2 separate regions of the Homo sapiens genome follow, and region 2 is linked to region 1. The links are chromatin loops, found by intact Hi-C in ENCODE. Cell type or tissue: CD4-positive, alpha-beta T cell. All regions are shown on one strand. Each heading gives the region's core, and the rest is flanking DNA. Links, peaks and the distances in the headings are about the cores only. Region 1 has its middle 27 kb from the start of STOML1. Region 2 has its middle 24 kb from the start of TBC1D21.

Region 1 (6,287 bases), core at 250-5,249:
CATATTCCTGGGGACTGATTCCAGGACTCCTGAAAATAGGAAACCCCGGGCATGCTCAAGTCCCTGATATAAAATAGTGCAGCGTTTGCATATAACCCAGGCACATAACCCGCTCTACTTTAATTTATCTCTAGATTACTTATGATCCCTAATATAATTTAAATGCTATGTAAATCGTTGTTATGCTGTATTGTTTTTATTTGTATTGTTTTTATTGTTGTATTGTTATTTTTTTCAATATTTTTTATCTGTGTGTTCACTGTGCAGTTGGTTGAATCCGTGGATGTGGAACCCGTAGATACCGAGGGCTGACTGTATTTCATTCTGGTTTAAATTTTCATTTCCCTAGTGACTAACAATGTTGAGCATGTGTTCATGTGGTTGTTTGCCAGGATATCTCTTCTTTGATGAAATTTCTGTTCAGATCCTTTGCCCATTTTTAATTGGCTTGTTTGTCTCATTATTGAGTTGGAAGAATTCTTTATCTATTCTGGATACAAGTTATTCATCAGTGATATGTTTTGCAAATATTTTTTCCCAATCTGTCGTTTGTCTTCTCATTTTTTACTAGTACCTTCTAAAGAGCGGAAGTTTTTAATTTTGATAAGAGCCAATTTATCGGTTTTTTTTCCTTTTATGGGCTGTGTTTTTTGTCCTATCTAAATCTTAACTTAAACAATGTCACAAAGATTTTCTGTAAGCACTGCAATAAATGGTATCCCATGAGTTTTTAGGACTAAGTTCTAATTTTTGATTTTGCCCAAATTTCTATCTAAGGGATCTAGGGAGTCATGCCCTACAAATCCTAAATTCTCATCAGATGGGTTTTATTTATATATTGTGACTTACTTTTCAATCTGACTCTGGTATAACATTACGAGACAAGGAAAAAATATTTAACCCCAAAATATATTTCCCTGCCATAGCTTGAAATTGCCCTGCAAGTCTCTTGTGGGAAAAATCCACATTCTATAGAGAATCCCCTTGCCCCTTTGTTTTCCTTCCTTCCTTTCCAGATCCAGGAGATAATCAACTAAGAGCCAGGCACTCTTTTAGGTCTAATAAGAAACATTTTACAACCTGCTCTCTCTCTCCTCTCTGTCTGAAGTCTGCTATCTGAGAGATTCCTCTGCACAATAAAACTTGGTTTCCACAATCCTTTATTTTAACCTGAACATTTCCTTTCTATTGATCCCAGATCTTCAGACAAACTCAACCAATTGTCAACCAGAAAATGTTTAAATTTACCTATAGCCTGGAAGTCCCCACTTTGAGTTGTCCCTCCTTTCTGAACCAAACCAATGTATTTCTTAAATGTATTTGACTGATGTCTCATGCTTCCTAAAATATATAAAACTAAGCTGCACCCCGACCATCTTGGGCACATGTTCACATGTTCTCAGGAGCTTCGGAGGGCTGTGTCACGGGCCATGGTCACTCATATTTGGCTTAGAATAAATCTCCTAAAATATTTTACAGAGTTCGACTCTTTTCATCGACAGTGTTGATATGTTGTATTTTTATTTCCATTAGAATATTTCTAATTATCCTCATGGTTTCTTCTTTGAACCATAAGTTATCTAAAAGTGTGTTGTTTGATTTCCAAACATTTGGGGACTTTCCAGATATCTTTCTGTTACTGATTTATAGTTTAATTTCATTATGGTGAGAAAACATACTTTGTATGATTTCAATTATTTTTAATTTGTTAAGATTTGCTTTATGGCCCAGAATATGGTCTATCTTGCTAAAGTTCCATGGGCACTCAAAAAGAATGTGTATTCTGCTGTTGTTGTGCGAAATGTCCTATAAATGTCAATCAGATTGTTGGTTATTAGTGTTATTCAAGTTACCCATACCCAGCCTGATTTTCTGTGTACTCGCTCTACCAAATATTGAGAGAAGAGTGGATGTGTCTATTTCTCCTTTCAGCTCTAACGGTCTCGATTGCATGTACCCTGACTGTGTTCTCCAGTGCACATGCATGGACAGTTATGATGTCCTCTTGATGAATCAACCCCTTTATATACAGTCCTTCTTTATTCCTGGAAATATTCTCTGTTTCTGCTTCATCTGACATTAATATAGACACTTGAGCTTTCTTTGGATTAGTGTTTGCATGGCATGCCTTTTTTCCATTCCTTTGGTTTTAGGCTATCTAGGTCTTTATTATTATTTTTTATTTCTTTTGAGACAGAGTCTCGCTCTGTTGCCCAGGCTGAAGTGCAATGGCGTGATCTCAGCTCACTGCAACCTCCACCTCCCGAGTTCAAGCGATTCTCGTGCCTCGGCCTCCCAAGTGGTTGGGATTACAGGCATGTGCCACCACATCCGACTAATTTTTGTATTTTTAGTAGAGATGGGGTTTCACCATGTTGGCCAGGCTGGTCTCGAACTCCTGACCTCAGGAGATCAGCCCGCCTAGGCCTCCCAAAGTGCTGGGATTACAGGTGTGAGCCACCGCCCCAGCCCTAGGTTTTTATATTTAAAGTGTGTTTCTCACAGACAGCCTGAGGGTCCCGGAAATTTTCTGGAAGTTGCGGCTCCACCCTCAGCTCTCAGCAACCCCTGCTCGCCTGCACTACCTAGGGGATGCGTGGTCTTGCCCTCCTCCTGGTGGTAAATGTCTCTGTGTGCTCTTGCCCGCCCCCTGGTGGTAAATGCCGTTGCTGCTACTCTTGGTTGGGCTAGTAGTGGAGGCAGTTTGTGGACGTGTGTTAAAGGGTTTCCGGACGGTGGGATGTTGCTCCATTCTCCTGGCCCAGCCTCCGCAGAGCCTGTGTACTAGGGTCTCAGAAGGTGGAGTCTTCGAAGTGCTCCTGTCCCTCCTGTCGTGCCTTCTATCTCCTGTGGGTTTAACACAGGAGAGTGCGTCCTGCGCCTCCCACAGGGGCAAGTGGTGTTTACTTTGATCCTGCCCCAGAAGCAGTGGATCTTCGTTTCTGCCTCTCCCGCAGCAGCCCTGGGGCCAGAGAGTGCAGCCTCCCACGTGGTTTTGCCCAGAGAGAATCGTCCTGGGGAAGCAGGTGGGGGTCGCTGCACAGCAGTCAATCACCGCTTGAGTGCTTGTGCCACCAGCAAGGGGGAGGGGTCTCTCCCGGCTCCCCCTCTGCCTCCAGTCTTTTTCCTGCAGTGAAGGCCTGTGCAAAAAGCTCAGAAGGCAGGGCAGACTCCCTCCTGCCCACCACATGCTCTGCCCAAGACAGTTGGTCTTGCCTTTCCTTGGAGGGGCTTGTCACTCTTTGGAATTCAGTTCTCTTGGTTGCCTGCCACCTCAGCTATCTGACTGGTTTAAGAAATTATGGTTTTGCAAATTATCTGGTGTTTTGTTATTGTTAGAGTCGGGGGGCGGGGTGGTTCATTCCTGTACTCCCAGCACTTTCGGGGGTGAGGTGGGTGGACCCTTTGAGCCCTGGAGTTCAAGACCAGCCAGCCTGAGCAACATGGGGAAACCCTGTCTCTACAAAAAAAAAAAAAAAAAAAAAAAAAAAATTAGCCAGACATGGCGACAGGAGCCTGTAGTCCCAGCTACTCAGGAGGCTGAGGTGGGATGATCACTGGAGCCCCCCCAGAAAAGAATGGGAATGATGTTCCCTTGTGGTTTTTCTATATCCTAAGAGGAAATAAAACACTCTTCTCTTTCACTTTTAACATATGCAAATGAGTGACTCTAAATGCCTTCTAGGGCAATGTCTCATGGCTTACAGTGCCTCGTGGTTTTTCTCATTTCTTTCATGATTGCAGCTGTATTTGCTACCACTTGTGCAGCTGACATTTACCAAGCCCTTACTGTGTTCCAGCATGCTTTCATTTAGAACCATCCCTGACTCCTCTTTTCTCTCAAACCCACGTTCAATTTGTCAGATAATCCTGTTGGCCCCATGTTCAAAATATAACCAGTTCCTTTCAAAAATAAAAATGGACTTATCATAAAACCCGGCAATTGCACTGTCATGCATTTTTCCCAGAGAAATGAAAACTTATTTTCATGGTGGAACTTGTACACAAATGTTCATAGAAGCTTTATTTATAATAGCCCTAAACCAGAAAATACTCACAAACTATGGTATATTCATACCACAGGATACTATTCTGCTGTAGAAGGAATGAACTATTGGTACAAGCAACAACTTGGATGAACTTTTGCTGAGTGAAAAAGCCAGCCTCAAAAGGATACATCACTGCATGATTCTATTTACACGGCAAATAATATAATTAGAGAGGGAATAGACTAGTGGTTGTCAGGAGTTAGGAATGTGTATTAGTCCGTTCTCCTCTTTCTATAAAGAAATACCTGAGACTGGGTAATTTATAAAGACAAAAGGTTTAATTGGCTCATGGTTCTGCAGTCTGTACAGGAAGCGTGGTGGCTTCAGCTTCTGGGGAGGCCTCAGGGAACTTACAACCATGGGGAGGGCAAAGGAGGAGGCAGGCACCACTTACATGGCCAGAGCAGGAGGAAAAGAGATGGGAGGTGCTACACACTTTTGAACAACTAGATCTCATGGTGCTAATCCATTCATGAGAACTCCACCCGGTTTGGTGGGGACCCAGATCAGTACCATATCAGAAGGGAGGGGAGGGTGTGGCTGTAAAGGGGTTACACGAGAGGCTTTGTGGTGATGGTACAGTTGAGCACCTCGGTCATTCTGGTGGCTACTCCAGGCTACACATAGGGCAAATTTACATAGAGCTACTTTGTGGTTGGCTGGGTGCGACGGCTCACATCTGTAATTCCAGCACTTTGGGAGGCTGAGGTGGGGGGATGACGAGGTCAGGAGGTCGAGACCAACCTGGCCAACACGGTGAAACCCCGTCTCTACTAAAAATACAAAAATTAGCCGGGTGTGGCAGTGTGTGCCTGTAATCCCAGCTACTCAGGAGGCTGAGGCAGAAGAATTGCTTTAACCCGGGAGGAGGAGGTTGCAGTGAGCCAAGATTGTGCCACTGCACTTCAGCCTGAAAACAGAGTGAGACTCTGTCTCAAAAAAAAAAAAAAAAAAAAGCTTTTTTGTGGTCTTTGTGCTGATACCAAATAAGTGGTATCATTTCCAACACCAATCGATTTTCTGCTTCTGTGATACCAATTGGGTGTTCAATAATTCAATTCTATTCTGATACTAACCTGGAGTTAGTGTCAGACTCCACAGGCTGAAGGGCTCAGTCCCATAAGACTACCCCCATTTCTCCCAGGCGCAGTGGCTCACACCTGTAATCCCAGCACTTTGGGAGGCTGAGGCGGGCGGATCACCTGAGGTCAGGAGTTCGAGACCAGCCTGGCCAACATGGTGAAACCCTGTCTCTACTAAAAATACAAAAATTAGCCAGGCCTGGTGGCGGGCACCTGTAATCCCAGCTACTCGGGAGGCTGAGGCAGAAGAATTGCTTGAACCCAGGAGGTGGAGGTTGCAGTGAGCTGAGGTCACGCCATTGCACTCCAGCCTGGGCAACAAGAGTGAAACTCCATCTCAAAAAAAAAAAAAATGGCTGGGTGTGGTGGCTCATGCCTGTAATCCCAGAACTTTGGGAAGCCGAGGCAGGCGGATCACCTGAGGTCAGGAGTTCGAGTCCAGCCTGGCCAACATGGTGAAACCTCATCTCTACTAAAAGTACAAAAATTAGCCAGGAGTGGTGGCGAGTGCCTGTAATCCCAGCTACTTGGGGGGCTGAGACAGGATAATTGCTTGAACCCAGAGGCGGAGGTTGTGTGAGCCGAGATCGTGCCACTGCACTCCAGCCTGGGTGACAGAGTGAGACTCGATGTCTCCAAAAAAACAAAACAAAACAAAACAAAACTACCCCCATTTCACATGCCAGTCACAAGTACTGGGTCCCCAGGTTACCCACACTTCTGTCCAGCCAACTACAAATTTGGAGGTTCCCGTGACCTCCATTCCTCAGGTTTGATAATTTGCTAGAATGGCTCACAGAACTCAAAAAAACACATTACTTCACCATTACTGGTCTATTGTAAAAGATACAACTCAGGAACAGCCAAGTGAAGAGATGCATAGGACTGGGTATTGTAGGGTGGGTGTGCAGAGCCTCCCTGCCTGCTCTGGGCGTCACCCCTCCAGCATCTCCATGTGTTCCAACCCAGAAGCTCTCCAAACTCCATTGTTTTGGAACTTTATGAAGGTTCCATTACAGAGGCATGATTGATGAAATCATTGGTCATTGGTGACTGAACTCCATCCCTAGCCACTGTCCACTCCCTGGAGGTCAGAGAGTGAGGCTGAAAGTTCCAACTCTCTCATCATCAATCATGGCTTAGTCTTTCTGATCAG
Region 2 (6,287 bases), core at 322-5,321, 68 kb before region 1:
GTTATGCCATGGTATTGGCTCTTGGGCAGCTTCCGTTTTCACCTCTTTCCCTGCCCACAGCCTCACTTGGCGTCTGCCATCCTCCCGCAGCCCACACTGAGTCTCCTGTCTGGTCCTCTGCAGAGCAGGCCCTCATCTCACAGGCCACCCCACCCTTGGCAGCTGAAGCCCCACCGATGGGCCGAGATGGTCCAGGGCTGGATGACAGGGGTGGTGTGTGCAGGAAGCTCTGTCCTACTTCCCTCGTCCCTCTCTATGCCTTCGATTACCCCAGTAAGTGTGGGAGGGCCCAGATGCAGCCATGTTTACTGCATCTTGTTTTGAAACAAAGCTCTGAACATTCCTTGTGCATTCCTTCTCCAGGATGGGGAGTGGGCTGGGGGTCTGGGGTTGCAGGAAGTCAGTCTGCAGGGGTGAGTGTGGGGACCCAAGATGGGGCTGGCAGGTCCCGCATGGAAGCAGCAGCAGCAAAGCCTGGGCAGCTGGGGTGGGCCAAGTGTTGTGAGGGGAGAGGCGCGCAGCTCTGGGAGACAGGGTGGAGGAGGGCTGTGCAGGAGTAGCCTCTCTTTCCTATCCCTGCCCCTGCCGACCTTTCTCTGGACCAGCCCCCATGGCAGAGACCCCCTGGATGGAACAAGACCAAGGCAGAGAGGAGGGAATTTCCAGTTGGTGCCAAGTGCCATCAGCCACACTGCTCAAGAGGGAAAAGGACTTATTTCTGGGACCTCAAACAAAAGCACTAGCTCCACTGTCCTGCCAGACCCTGGTGCTCGCTGAGCTTGTAGTGGGGAAGAGATTCACAACCAGAAATGAAGGAGGCTGGTGGCAGGCACGGGAGGGCGGAGTCACAAGCAATAGCATTTAGTCTGGGTGCACATTAGAATCACCAAGGGAGCTTTTTAAAAATAACCAATTCCCAGGGCCCACCAATTAAACCAGCATATCTAGGGGTGGGGCCAGGGCACTGGTCTTTTTCAAAAGCTCCCAGGTGGTTCTAAAGTACGGTCAGGAATGAGAACACCTGAGTTCAGAACAGGAGTTTAATGAAGGGGGATTAGTGATCAGCTGGTTTGACTCCTTCCTTCCACTTAGAGGGAGTTCAAGGAAGTCCTCACAGTGAGTGATTACGGACCAGAGAGGACAGGAGTGACTGTGCAGGGCACTGTCCAGGAGCAGAGCTTGTCTCCGCAGTCGATCTCCTGTTACTCTCCTTCCTGGACCACACCAATGGCTGCCCTCTTTCCAGGAGCTCTGGAATAGACCTCCCTACCCTCCCATCTTAGAGCCCTTCAGCTGACTGACTCTAGAATTAAGCATTCCAAGTTCTATTCTGAGCCGGCACATAAAAGAATTTCTTTAGGGAGTTAGTAAGAGCCAAAGTCTCAAAAGTCTGACCCTCACCTGCAGTGATATGCAAATTGTACCCGAACACCGGTAGTGCAGCATTCAGAGGCTGGGAGCAAATAGGATGCAAATGTATGCAATCATTATGCAAACAAGGGCAGCCCAGATTAATGGCCTCAATCTTTCAACTAGACAGCAGCTGTCTCTTTACGTACGGGCATGGCTGACATAGAGGACTGAATTGTCTCCTGTCAGAAGCATCCTGAGGAAGGGTCAGCTCTCAGGTCAAGAGGAGGGATTGTTCGGACACCTGGCTTGCCGATGCTCTGCTCTGAGAAATCTGCGCAAAGATGTCTGTCAGCCAGGCAGGATATTCTTCTCTGCCCGGGCTCCTCACTCAAGTCCCAGGAACAATGCTAGGCACTGAACTTTGTGGGGAGAGTAGTGGTGATAGGGATGATGGAGGTGGTGGAGGTCATGGGAGAGGTAATGGTGGAAGTGATAGAGTTGGAAATAGTTGAGAAGACGGCAGAGGTGGAGGTGAGGGTGATGAAGTTCCTGGTAATGATAGTGACATGAACAACAGAGATAATGGCGACAACAGAGGTGAAAATGGGCTTGGAGGAGATGAGAGCCATGGCGGTAGTGAGGACAAATATAATGGAGGTACTGGTAGTGGCAGCAGTGGTGACAGCGATAGTGGAGGTGATACTGGATGTGATTCTGCAGATGAAGTGGAGATGACAGAGGTCATGTTAGTGGCAGTCATAGTGGAGAGGATGGCAATGCCGAGGTGAGGGGTGGAAGTCATGGCGAGGAGGAAAATAGTGACGCTGCCATCACAAAGGATAGAAATGATGACAATGGCAGGTCGTGGTGGTAATGGTGAAGATCAAGGTGGCGGCTCAAGTGCTAGAGGCCATGGTAGAGTGGTGGGGGCAATGAAGGTCATTGTAGTGACCAGTATGAGATGAGGGTAACGGAGCAGTGGCGGAGAAGATGAAGATGATGGTGGGGGGAGTTGGTGACAATGAGTTCTCAAAACTCCTAGCTCAATAGGAAAGGGGGCTAGAGAACGTGGCGGAACAAAGGCACAAGGAGGGGCGGTAAACTTGAATAAGAGATACAAGGTCTGTTGTGTTGGGGAGAGGAAGCGTGAGGCCCCCAACCACAGGCCTAAAGAAGGCTCAGAGGCAACACCAGACTTCTCTCTCCTTGGCAGACTCGGTATGCACTCCAGTTTAACTCAGTAAGTGGGGTAGGCCTGAAGTCTGCCAGTGATCAGTGGGATGGCCTGAGATTGGGGAAATCCCAGCCCCCATTAGTCCTCAGTTTCCCCCTCTGAAATGGAGGACAACATGAAGTCCCAGTGCATGCCCCATGGCTGACTAGTGGTGCATGTGTAGTGGAATGGGGCTGCCATATGTGTGTGGGGTAGGGGTGATGTCAAGATGTCAAGAAATAGCCCATGATAACTGGGCTGGGGAGATATTGACAAACGTCTTCTCAGGGCAACTCAAAGCAATGGCCTCTTGTCACTTCCATCCCATGGCTTGGATCCTCTCCATTTCTCCATCATCCCCACCTCATCTTGGTCGCCGCACTGAAGGTCACCAGAGCTGTTTCCCTGAATGTCCTCACACCTCTCTTTCCCTCCTAGAAGGCCAGACCCTAAGTGGGCTGCAGTGTGAATTGGTTAGTCCTTGGACTCTGGAATCGGGCCCCAGGTAATAGTTGTGTGACCGTGGACAATATACTTAACCTCTTTGAGCCTCTGTTTTCTCACCTAGAAATTAGAAATAACAATACCTGCCTTACAGGTTGTAATATGGCTATGTCTATGATGCATTTAGCCCAGCAAACTTCGACTCAAAGAAATGGTAGCTGTTGGAAAGCCACAGAAGTAGTCAGGTTCAGAATTAACAGTTACTCTGTAACCCAAGAAGCTGTAGCCACAGGAGAGAGGACCTCTGCAGGATCTGTGGCTTCCCACAGCCACAAGGTGCAGCCTCCAGGGTGAGCCACCTCCTCTTTCCTGTGGAGCCTGCACTTGCGTGTGCCAGCCTACAGAGGGCGCTCCTCCTCCTCCACAAGCCCAGGACTCCATGGGGAGGCCTGGCTGCCCCAGGGACCAGGCACCCTGCCCAGGTTGCAAGAGTCCTGGGCAATCCCTGTGCTCTGGGGCAGAGGTGTTGCCGAGAGGGAGGAAGCCTAACTGGCTGGCCCAGAGCTGCTTTGGGTCTGAAAGGGGGACAGGGAGAACTCTGTTGTTCATGGCTCTCAGAGGCCCTACGCCTTGTACTCTAGCTGCAAATTTGATGGGGAAGGAGCCTGGGACCAGGGGAGCCTCGGGTTTCCCCGGAAGCATTTCCCAGCAGCCCTAGGACCCTGTGAGCAGGTGCAGTGGGACCCACGCGCCGCCTCTACTCCTCCTTTCCTGGCTGGGAATCCTTCCTGCCCCCCAGCACACACACACATTCTCAGTGTAGTTCCGTGTGATTCACTGTGAGTGGTCATCATCATGGCCCGCATCATGGCCTGAGGAGAGCAGGGACCTCAGCTGAGTCATCTCCCCGAATGGTAATGAGGGCAGTCTGGAGAGGATCTGTCCTTCAGCCTCCTCCCTGGGTTCTCGGTCTCCAACCCCTCACCATGCGCAGGCTCACCCAGGGAGCTGCTGCTTCACCAGCAGGGAACTGCTCTGCCTCACCAGGCCCGTGTGGCACAGGGTGCAGCTGTGCAAGCCATGCCCTCTGGCCACAGGGCAGGTCATTAGGCCAGCACTCATCCCCTGCCACGGTCAGGGCTGTGTGGGGCTGGAATCAGAGGCCTCCTCCGTTTCCTCAACCTGATTCCTAAACATTACCTGTTTCACTGTGAAAAACCATCCACGGACCTCTCCTGTGGTTTTCTACGCCCAAGACCAGCAGTGTTCAGTAGAAACAGAATGTGAGTGAACCACAATGTATTTTAAAATTTTAATAGCCACATTTAAGAAGAAAAAGAAAACAGGTGAAAAAAATGTGTTTAGCCCAATATATTCATAATATATTCATAATATATTGTTTCAATGTGGGCTGGGCACGGTGGCTCATGTCTGTAATCCCAGCACTTTGGGAGGCTGAGGTGGGCGGATCACTTGAGGTCAGGTGTTCAAGACCAGCCTGGCCAACATGATGAAACCCTGTCTGTACTAAAAACACAAAAATTAGCCAGGCGTGGTGGCATGTGCCTGTAATTCCAGCCAGTTGGGAGGCTGAGGCAGGAGAATCACTTGAACCCGGGAGGTGGAGGTTGCAGTGAGCCAAGATTGCACCACTGCCCTCCAGCCTGGGTGACAGAGTGAGACTCCATCTCAAAAAAAAAAAAAAAAAATATATATATATATATATATATACACACACACTCATATATATACACACATATATATAGTTTCAATATGGACCCAATATAAAATAATTAATAAAAATTTTACCTTTTTTGGCACAATGTCTTCAAAATCTGGCATATATTTTACACCTTTAACACATTGTAATTGGGAACAGCAGCATTTCAAATGCTCAGAAGCGCGTGTGGCTAGCAGCTCCCATATTAGACTTCACTAGCAATTGTTAGCTCCTGGTACCATCTTTACAGGCAGGTGAGTCTCCTAGGAGCCTGAAGTAGCCGTGGCCGAGAGGTCTGATGAGCTTCAGTTTCTCTACCTGAGAGCCCAGCCCTTGAGAACCTCCTGGGAAGCGGGTGAGCCTTGCTCCATGGCCCCTGGCTCACAGCTGGATGCACCCTCAATTCCTGACCTGAGGGCTCCCGCTCACAGGAAGCTGCCATCTGGTGCAGTCCCTCTAGAGGACAGAAGAAGGTTCAGGAGGCGCCCTCCTCAAATCCAGTCCTCCGGGTCATTCAAGGCCCCAGGCTGCACTCCCAGAGCTCCTTGCCCTGGGCCATGCTCCCACTTGATGCCAGGGCTGTGCTTCCGCTCTGTGTGAGGGGAACCTGAAAGGAAAGTTAACATTTAGATAGTGGAAAGGAGAGAGTAAGGAAGGAGATCCAGGAAGGCAACAGTCTGGCCAAGGGTCTGGAGGTGGGAGGTGGCGGGACAGGAGATGACAGGGAGCCCAGGCGGAATCAGAGGAGAGAAAAGAGGAACAGCCGTCGCCCTTGGAGAGGGGTGTGTGTATGAACGCTAAATGCCGAGCCTGGACAGAATGGAGCCATAGAAGTCTCTGAGCCAGGGAAGGAATTCAGTGAGATCAGGATTTGAGGCACATTAGTCTGGGGGCTGTACAGAAAGGACTGGGAAGGGAAAGATGAATGGGAAAGTAAGTGGGGTAATTAAAAACATAGGCAGGAACGCAGAGCACTTGGACCTTCTGTGGTTGGCCCCAGGGAGCTCAGCCTGGGATGCGGGCCTCTGTGCCAGAAGTCTGCACAGGGGACTGGGCCAAGGGCTTTGAGGTGGGCAGCCCAGGAGTCCTGGGGCCCCGCCCCCTCTGCCTGTCTCCAGGAGAAACTGGACAGCTCCCACAGAGGGACTTGCAGAATCAGTGGTTTCTGGCGATGTGACTGTGAGTTGGGTGTGGGTTTGCTTCTCCCTCCTATACATCCATCACCACCCGTTCTCTGCCCTGAATGCCAGGGTCTGAGGGCTGAGCTGCCAGCCCTGGGCTCCTGCAAAGCCAACATATAATTCCGGGCCACTGAGAACCCAGGCAAGACTTTTGTGAGAATGAAACAAGACAGGCCCCTCTGCGCAGACACAGCCTCTTGGCAGATGGTGCCTTCGTGCTAAGCAAAAAGTGCCCGGCGCGGGCTGGGTTTCAATCCCCACCACACCCTTGGCTGAGGCCTGGCACACGAACCATGTAACCATGCACGGCAGTCCTGCATAATTCCCAGTGCTGGGGGAAATGGTATGAAAGGGGTGAGTCATACTTGAAAACCAC

Evidence for each region. A loop is a pair of places that touch in the nucleus more often than their neighbours do. Peaks named below come from ENCODE experiments on the same cell type or tissue, not always from the same donor. Only the 100,000 strongest peaks of a DNase experiment are listed, where the experiment ranks them.
Region 2: it touches region 1 in a loop (20-fold over the local background); 27 of 110 quality-filtered maps call a loop at or near these places.

The regions. Positions count from the first base shown.
Region 1 is chr15:73,962,267-73,968,553 of GRCh38, forward strand. No RefSeq gene overlaps it. Among named protein-coding and RNA genes, the nearest start is that of STOML1, 27 kb to the right of the region's middle. RefSeq lists a silencer at 3,660-3,809. In CD4-positive, alpha-beta T cell, for the core only: CTCF peaks have their summits at 2,644 (motif pointing left) and 2,846; DNase peaks (open chromatin) are centred at 2,645, 3,485 and 3,715; H3K4me3 peaks cover 1,142 bases; H3K27ac peaks cover 535 bases.
Region 2 is chr15:73,894,163-73,900,449 of GRCh38, forward strand. It overlaps a transcript of TBC1D21 not described here. Among named protein-coding and RNA genes, the nearest start is that of TBC1D21, 24 kb to the left of the region's middle. In CD4-positive, alpha-beta T cell, for the core only: CTCF peaks have their summits at 3,401 (motif pointing right) and 3,607; a DNase peak (open chromatin) is centred at 3,409.